Regions from separate parts of the Homo sapiens genome. Here region 2 is linked to region 1. Evidence: read pairs that join two places in POLR2A ChIA-PET (ENCODE). Cell type or tissue: B cell. All regions are shown on one strand. Region 1 overlaps PPHLN1 (periphilin 1). Region 2 overlaps PRICKLE1 (prickle planar cell polarity protein 1).

The links. ChIA-PET counts read pairs that join two places held together with the same protein. Peaks named below come from ENCODE experiments on the same cell type or tissue, not always from the same donor. Only the 100,000 strongest peaks of a DNase experiment are listed, where the experiment ranks them.
Region 2: POLR2A ChIA-PET joins it to region 1 with 5 read pairs; 2 of 35 experiments call an interaction of 5 or more read pairs at or near these places.

Annotation. Positions count from the first base shown.
Region 1 is chr12:42,373,327-42,377,326 of GRCh38, forward strand. It overlaps PPHLN1 (periphilin 1), which reads left to right. Exons shown (of 10, transcript NM_201439.2): 5 at 1,537-1,748. Among named protein-coding and RNA genes, the nearest start is that of PPHLN1, 49 kb to the left of the region's middle. In B cell, no CTCF peak of the experiment used is centred here; no DNase peak of the experiment used is centred here; H3K27ac peaks cover 530 bases.
Region 2 is chr12:42,523,430-42,527,429 of GRCh38, forward strand. The region is part of intron 1 of PRICKLE1 (prickle planar cell polarity protein 1); the gene reads right to left. Among named protein-coding and RNA genes, the nearest start is that of PRICKLE1, 64 kb to the right of the region's middle. In B cell, no CTCF peak of the experiment used is centred here; no DNase peak of the experiment used is centred here.

The sequences.
Region 1 (4,000 bases):
TTATTAGTGTTCTATACCAGTTCATTTACCATAAATGAATTTAAGCTATTTTCTGCTTTTTCCCAGGGAAACTTACTTGTGTCTGAAGGGACAATATATTTGGGGTATTAATCAGCTAGTGTTCAAATGAACTTTAGGACAACAGCCTGTTTATATCCTATGGACTGCCAATCAAGATGCTGAAATGATTTTCCAAGCACTTGAAATTGTATGCTATTGGTATGTCTCTTAGCACTCTTCTGTCTGAAATTTAGTATTCTTTAATGTTGCAGTACATTTGTTAAATCATGGATTAAAACCTGTTTGACTCTTAAGTGTTCTTTTATTAGAGGCTTAGTTGATGATGGTTTCATTTAGTAATTTTGATTTGGTTTGACATTTTAAAATGGTTTTGCTTTATAAGGTTTTACTACTAGGGCTTACTTGGTGCTTTGAGTTGATGGTATTTCTCAATAAAGAAATTTAATTTATAAAAGTAGAGGTGATTTATAAAAAGTAGTTATTTAGAGATGGGCAACAATCTATGTACTGAGGATGCACACTCAGCAAGAATTTAATAGGTATATAGCAGGGTTTCTCAGTGTTGGCATTATTTACATTTTGGACTGAAGAGTTTTTTGGTGTGTAGTGTTGGGGGGCATGTCCTGGGCACTGTAGGAAATTAGCAGCATTCCTGGTCCCTACCCATCAATGGTACTCTCCTCCCCAGTTATGATAATCAAAAATACCTCTAGACAATGCCACATTGTCCTGGGGGTGGGTGGGCAAATTGCATATACCTTGAAAACCAGTAGTTTCTATACTTAGAAGGGGATAATTGGCCATGAAATGTCTTACTTGGGAAATCTTTGGCATTTCTAAGTGTTTTTGAGAATGTGGTAGCTGTGTGGTGTATTGTTAATGGCAAAGAGAAATGGAAACTATATGACAGTATGTTTTTTACATTTTAGAATTTGTGCTTGCCTAAAATAAAATAACTTTTGCATTAGCCACCTGGTTCTGTTCCAAACTGAAAAAGGGTACATTCTAAATCATATTTCACTGATACTGTTTCATTTTGTTAGCTGACTTCAACAGTTAGGTAGTGATAGAAAAAGAGAACCAAGAGTACAAATTTTTTTTTCTTTATTTTTGAGACAGTCTCGCTCTGTTGCCCAGGCTGGAGTACAGTGGCGCGATCTGGGCTCACTGCAAGCTCCGCCTCCCAGGTTCACGCTGTTCTCCTGCCTCAGCCTCCCAAGAAGCTGGGGACTACAGGCACCTGCCACCACGCCCAGCTAATTTTTTTTTTTTTTTTTTTTGTATTTTTAGTAGAGATGGGGTTTCGCCGTGTTAGCCAGGATGGTCTCCATCTCCTGACCTCGTGATCTGCCCGTCTCGGCCTCCCAAAGTGCTGGGATTACAGGCGTGAGTCACCGCACCCGGCCCCAAGAGTACAATTTAAAGGGTAGCTTATAAGCAGAGCTTTTGCCATTGTGCTTGTATATAGAGGATAGAGTATAATTAACTTATTTTATGTTTTTTTTTTTTTCAAAGGGACATGAGAGATGGCTTTAGAAGAAAAAGTTTCTACTCTTCCCATTATGCGAGAGAGCGGTCTCCTTATAAAAGGGACAATACTTTTTTCAGAGAATCACCTGTTGGCCGAAAGGATTCTCCACACAGCAGATCTGGTTCCAGTGTCAGTAGCAGAAGCTACTCTCCAGAAAGGAGCAAATCATACTCTTTCCATCAGTCTCAACATAGAAGTATGTATTTTAAGACTTTATTTTTTTCTCTCACAGTCTCCTCTGATGAGAATGTACTGAGTCAGATTTCCTTCTAGGTGTAAGAGATTTATTTTTTAAACTTTTTATTTTGAAAAATTTCAAACTTACAGAAAAGATGGTAGAATAGTATAACAAACACCATACACACACATTTTTTTCAAACTATTTGAAGTGGCATTCTGCATGACACTTACCTTTAATTTCTTCAGCATGTAAAAGGTTTTTTTTTTTTTTTTTTCAGAGTCTCGCTCTGTCTCCCAGGCTGGAGTGTAGTGGCACGATCTTGTTTCACTGCAGTCTCCGCCTCCCGGATTCAAGTGATTCTCCTGCCCCAGCATCCTGAGTAGCTGGGAATACAGGTGTGCACCACCATGCCCGGCTAATTTTTGTGTTTTTAGTAGAGACGGGGTTTCACCATGTTGGTCAGGCTGGTCTCAAACTCCTGATCTCGTGATCCGCCCACCTCTGCCTCCCAAAGTGGTGGGATTACAGGTGTGAGCCACTGCTCCTGGCCAGCCTTGTAAAATTTAGAGTGAAAACCTCTCTTACTCTTTTCCAACCCCCAATTTTATTTTATTTTTATTTTTATTTTATTTTATTTTTATGTTTAATTTGTCATGCCTGAACCTACATGACATTCTGTACAATCTTAGCATGTCATGCTGGCTGAGTTGCTTAGTATGTGTTTGAATAAATTAATGACACAACTACTTTTCTAGAGAAAGCATTCTTATCTTTCTAGACTCTGCAGCCTGCAGTAGAGCTCGTTCACATAACAGTTCCTTGTGCCTTCTATGTGCAAGGCACTGTGTTAATATTATACAATGATGTCCCTGTCACTAGGGAACTAGAATATATGTTTATATTTCTCACCAGCTAATACCAACTTTATCAATATGTTTATATATAACTTTGATACAATAATTGATATGTCATAAATGAGTTGACATGAGCATGTCAAGGTGAGAAAAATTAATTCACACTCTGAGGATGTAAGAACATGTCATAAAGGAGATGACATTGGGCTCAGCCTTATTTCAGATTTCTACAAGTAAAGAATTGTCTTCTAGTTAGAAGGAATTATGAGCCAAGGTGCAGAAATCAGAAAAGTCCAGGATATTTCCTTTTCAACGTCCTTCTCATTAACTGTCTTTTTTTCAAATAATAAGAGTTTTAATTTAACAGCCTTTGCCTCTTACATGATGAAAGTGATGGAAAACCATTTGGAGTCATCAGATTGTCTTCCCTTGAAGCTGTTGCAAGATTCTTGAGTTTAGCAAACATTTATTGTCTACTCTTTGCAGAGATAGATAGAGTGGGGCTTCCCAAAAAACATATTTTTGGATACAGGTATATTAATGATGATGCAGGAGATAAGAAGGTTATTTTAAGGATTTAAAACAAACACAGGCTGGGCACAGCAGCTCATGCCTGTAATCCTTGCACTTTGGGAAGCCAAGGTGGAAAGATTACTCGAGCCCAGGAGTTTGAGACCAGCCTGGGCAAACATAGTGAGACCCCTGTCTCTCAAAAAAGAATTTAAAAATTAGCTGGGTATGGTGATGTATGCTTGTATTTTCAGCTACTCAGAAGGCTGAGGTAGGATTGCTTGAGCCCAGGAGGTTGAACCTGCAGTAAACTGTGATCACGCCACTGCACTCTAACCTGGGCAACAGAACGAGACTATGTCTCTAAAAATAAATAAATAAATAAGTAAATAAATAAGCCACTTCCATATATATATCTGATTGTCCAAAATGTGCTTGGGACAGTTCTGGGTAACTGAAAGTTTTATTGTGGAGATTAATGTTAACAAGTATACAAGTATTTTTTCTTTTGCTTCTATATACCCCATCCCTACCACATAAAAAAAACCTTAAGAAGATAAACAATCTGTAAGCCAAGCTTGTCCAACCCCCGTCCTGCAGGCCGCGTGCAGCCCAGGATGGGTTTGGATGCAACCTGACACAAGTTTGTAAACTTTCTTAAAACATGAGGCTTTTTTGCGATTTTTTTTTTTAAGCTTACCAGCTATTGTTACTGTTTGTGTCTTTTATGTGTGGCCCAAGATGATTCTTCTTCCAGCACACCCCAGGGAAGCCAAAAGATTGGACACCCCTACTCTAAGCACTAATGAATGCTCACATGCACAGACATATCCAAAATTAGCCAGATACCATCTAAGACCCTTAAAATTTTTTCTTTCTTTTTTTTTTTTTTTTTTTGTCTGA
Region 2 (4,000 bases), 150 kb after region 1:
AGTTATGTCAACAAACTTTTTCACACTAGTGCATCTGTTTCCAAAGTTTGTGGTTTGAAAGAATAGACTGATATTAACTACTTCTCTTGAGTCTTCAAACGACCAAGAAAGGAAAGAAGGAAGACTGGTAGCAGCAATGAATTTTCACAGACATGCAAACTCAGTATTTCAGATGGCTTAACAGATGCACAGTTACAAATAAGAGCCATATGGGTGCATTAAAGGGTAAAAAATCTGGGTCACATTATACAGTACAGGTGGAAATGCAGCTATAAACACAGTCAGAACAGGTGATTTGGATACCTGTCACTTATATCTATATACAGACTTATCCAGTAAGACTCTCCTATCCCATACTTAAATGAAATTAAACCTTGTCAACCATAAAGTTCAGTATAAAGATCTTTGATGTCAAACACAGCATTCTGAAGCAAGGTTTTATTAGCTAGGTGTTTTGTAAATAACATTTATCTTCAAAGCACCAAACACAGTACACATTCCCAGGTAAATAGTAAGTGCTTAGGAACAACTGTGTTGAATTCATTTATGACCCTAAACATTCTTTCCTCTGAAATATTTGTTAACACTTTAATTGAACAGACCATGGCTTTACTGAGCTAATAAGGCACTTCCTATCTTTAAGCTAATTTTCTTTCCATTAAAATGGCCTGTGCAATACAGGTAATTTGAAACAGCAAGCACATGTACAAGCCAGCAGCTCTACAAAGTGTTGTTTTGTATACAATATTTGATTATAACAATCAAGGCTGTCTTGAAGCACTGCATATTATAGAAAAATAAAAGGACAGTAAGTCCAAGCATCTACATTTTAGCTATGTAATCTTGATTGTTTTTTCAGAATATTTTTCCTACTAATCCAATGGTAGATTTAAAGTTTTCCTGAAATAATCAAAGGACCTGAAATAATCAAAGGACCAAAATTAAACCACAGGGTAAAAATTGTTGGTAATAATCACTGTATTTTTATTTTATTTTATTTTTGAGATGAAGTCTCACTCTGTCACCCAGGCTGGAGTGCAGTGGCGCGATCTTGGCTCACTGCAACCACCACCCCCTGGGTTCAAGCGATTCTCCTGCCAGCCTCCTGAGTAGCTGGGATTACAGGTGCCTGCCACCGCACCCGGCTAATTTTTGTATTTTTAGTAGAGATGGGGGTTCACCATCTTGGCCAGGTTGGTCTTGAACTCCTGACCTCATGAACCACCAGCCTCGGCCTCCCAAAGTGCTGGGATTACAGGTGTAAGCCACCACACCCGGCAAATCACTGTTTAAATATTTACATTTATTTAAAAATCCCTGTATATCAGTTATGATTGTCTTTAGAATATTTGTTTTTTTGGAAGATAGTGAGGCATAGTGGTTAAGGACACGAATTCTGGAGTCATCCAGCCTTGGTGCCAGCTTTGCCACTTACTCGTTCTGACATCGTGAAATGTATAGTTGGTCTTTGTCCAGGTTTCCTGGCACACAACTCCTAAAATCCTTGGAATGTCCAACGTGATTTCACATGATTCCAACATGATAGTCTTTTTTGTATGCTAATGAGATGACTGCTAGCTGGCAGCCGCTGGGTAGCTTCAGCTTCTAGGCTGGTCACTGGAAAGACCAAGGCAGGATCAGAGAGTTAGAACTTTGAGCCACACTCCCCAGCCACTGGGGAAGGGGTTTCACCAACTTAGTAAATTTAATCAATCATACCTACATAATGATAAAAGCTCAAAAGGACTGGGTTCAGAGAGTTTCCCGATAGCTGAACACATGGAGGTTCCTGAAGGGCAGTAGAGCATCGAAGCTCCATTCTCCTTTGCAGGTGCCTTGCCCTGTGCATCTCTTCATCTTGATCCTTTGTGATATCCTTTATACAAATGTACTGATAAAAGTAAGTCAGTCTTTTCCTGAGTTCTGCGAGCCAGTACTAACAAATTAGTCAAACCCAAGGAGAGGGTCGAGGGAACCCCAATATAGAGCTGGTCAGTCAGAAGCACAGGTAAAACAACTTGGGGCTTGCTACTGGCCTTGAAAGTGGGGAAAGAAGTCCTGTGGGCCTGAGCCCTTAACCTATGGGATCTGCTGTTCTCTCCAGGTAGCAGGAGTGTCAGAATTGAATTGAATTCGAGGACAATTCTGCAGCTGGTGGCCACTGCAGAACTGATTGACTGGTTGTTGGCAGGGAGAAATTTCCACACACTTCCTGGTGACCAGAGGTCCCAGAAGTCTTCTGTATTGATTGTTGTGAGTGAGAGAATAGCAAAAGCAGCTTTGTTTGCTTTTTTTTTTTTTTCCCTACATCCTCAGACTAGTTATGTCATCTTTCTGTGCCTCCATTTCCTGTTCTCCAAAACTGAGGGAACAGAACCACCTACATCATAATGTTGTTGATGTAGGCAGTAAAAGTGATAATACATACAAAGCACCATGTTTGCCACATACTAAGTGTTGAAATAGATGTCATATGTCATTATGATCAATGGACCAAAATCCATTGCAAAAGACAAAGAGGAGATGAATGCCTCTTTCCAAGAAGGTAATATAGGGCATTTGAGCTGTCTTCTGTTGAAAACAGAATTAAGGGATCTTACGTGTTTGGAAACATGGAGCAGAGTGCTCTAGGATTACAAAATGCTAATGTATTCATTGTGAAGCTAAAGTGGCTGTATCTTAATGAAACCTCTGAAGTGGATTAAGCTCAGCCGGTAGAATGTGTAGGCAAAAACTCAGGCCAGAGGTGCATTCACGATTCATGGGTATTTCTTGGCACTTTTCTAGACCTTAGAGTAACAAAAATCTTTTTTCTTTTTTTTTTAAATGCTGTATTTGAAAAGCTTTACAACCTGGTAGGGGAGAGGGACAACTGTATGCTTGTATGCTGATGCAATAAGTTACAGAATGGAGGTATGAATGAGGTTTGAAGAAAATGCTGAGGAGTTGGCGGGGGCAGAGGTTGAGGTTTGTTTGGGGGAATTAAGAGAAACTTCACAGAGGACATCTGATCTGGAGCTGGAAAGTGAATAGTAATACACAGTGCAAAAAAGTGATGGAAGTGTCACTTAGGAGTGGGGAAGATGTACCCAGCAGCTTTTCTGCCTTGAGAGTGGTGAGAGGTTCTGTGTGGCTGAGAGTGCACATGGGGAAATTGGATAGAGAGTCCTGGAGGAGCCGACTGGGACCAGTTTGCAGAGGGCCTTGCATGTGAACACTGATGAGAAGTGGTACACATTTTAGCACAGTCAGGTCATGAGCAGAATTGCCTTTTGGAACAGTGACCATGGCCACTGTTCCCCCTTAAAAACACTCCTCTAAGCCAAAAAAAAAAAAAAAATGCTTAGAGGAGTGCTGAAAGAGGCTGAGGCAGAAAGATCAGTTAGAAAAATGTAAAATAATGATGACGACGATGATGATGATGATGTCTCTAGCATGGCAATAGGATGAAACAAGGGCTTAGATTCAAGGGAGAATTACCAGATGGAATCAAGAGACTATGTATGCTGCTTGAATGATATAGGGGTGACGGTGAGTGGGGCTTGTCCAAGGTGATGTGCCCAATGTCACACTGTGGACCAGCACTATCGCCACACATTCATATGACTAGAGCAGTTGATAAAGGAGAAGTGAAGAAGTCAGATGGTGTCAGTGGAAAAGGGTACAATTTAAGAGTGTGCTTTCTTTTTTTTTTTCCTCTTTTTTTTTTTTTTTTTTTTTTGGGACGGAGTCTCACTCTGTAGCCCCGGATGGAGTGCAGTGGCACAATCTCGGCTCACTGCAATCTCTGCCTCCCAGGTTCAAGTGATTCTCCTGTCTCAGCCTCCTGAGTAGCTGGGACTACAGGTGCGCTCCACCATACCTGGCTAATTTTTGTATTTTTAGTAGAGAAGGGGTTTTGCCATGTTGGCCAGGCTGGCCTTGAACTCCTAACCTCAAGTGATGTGCCTGCCTTGGCCTCTCAAAGTGCTGGGATTACAGGCATGAGCTACCATCCCCG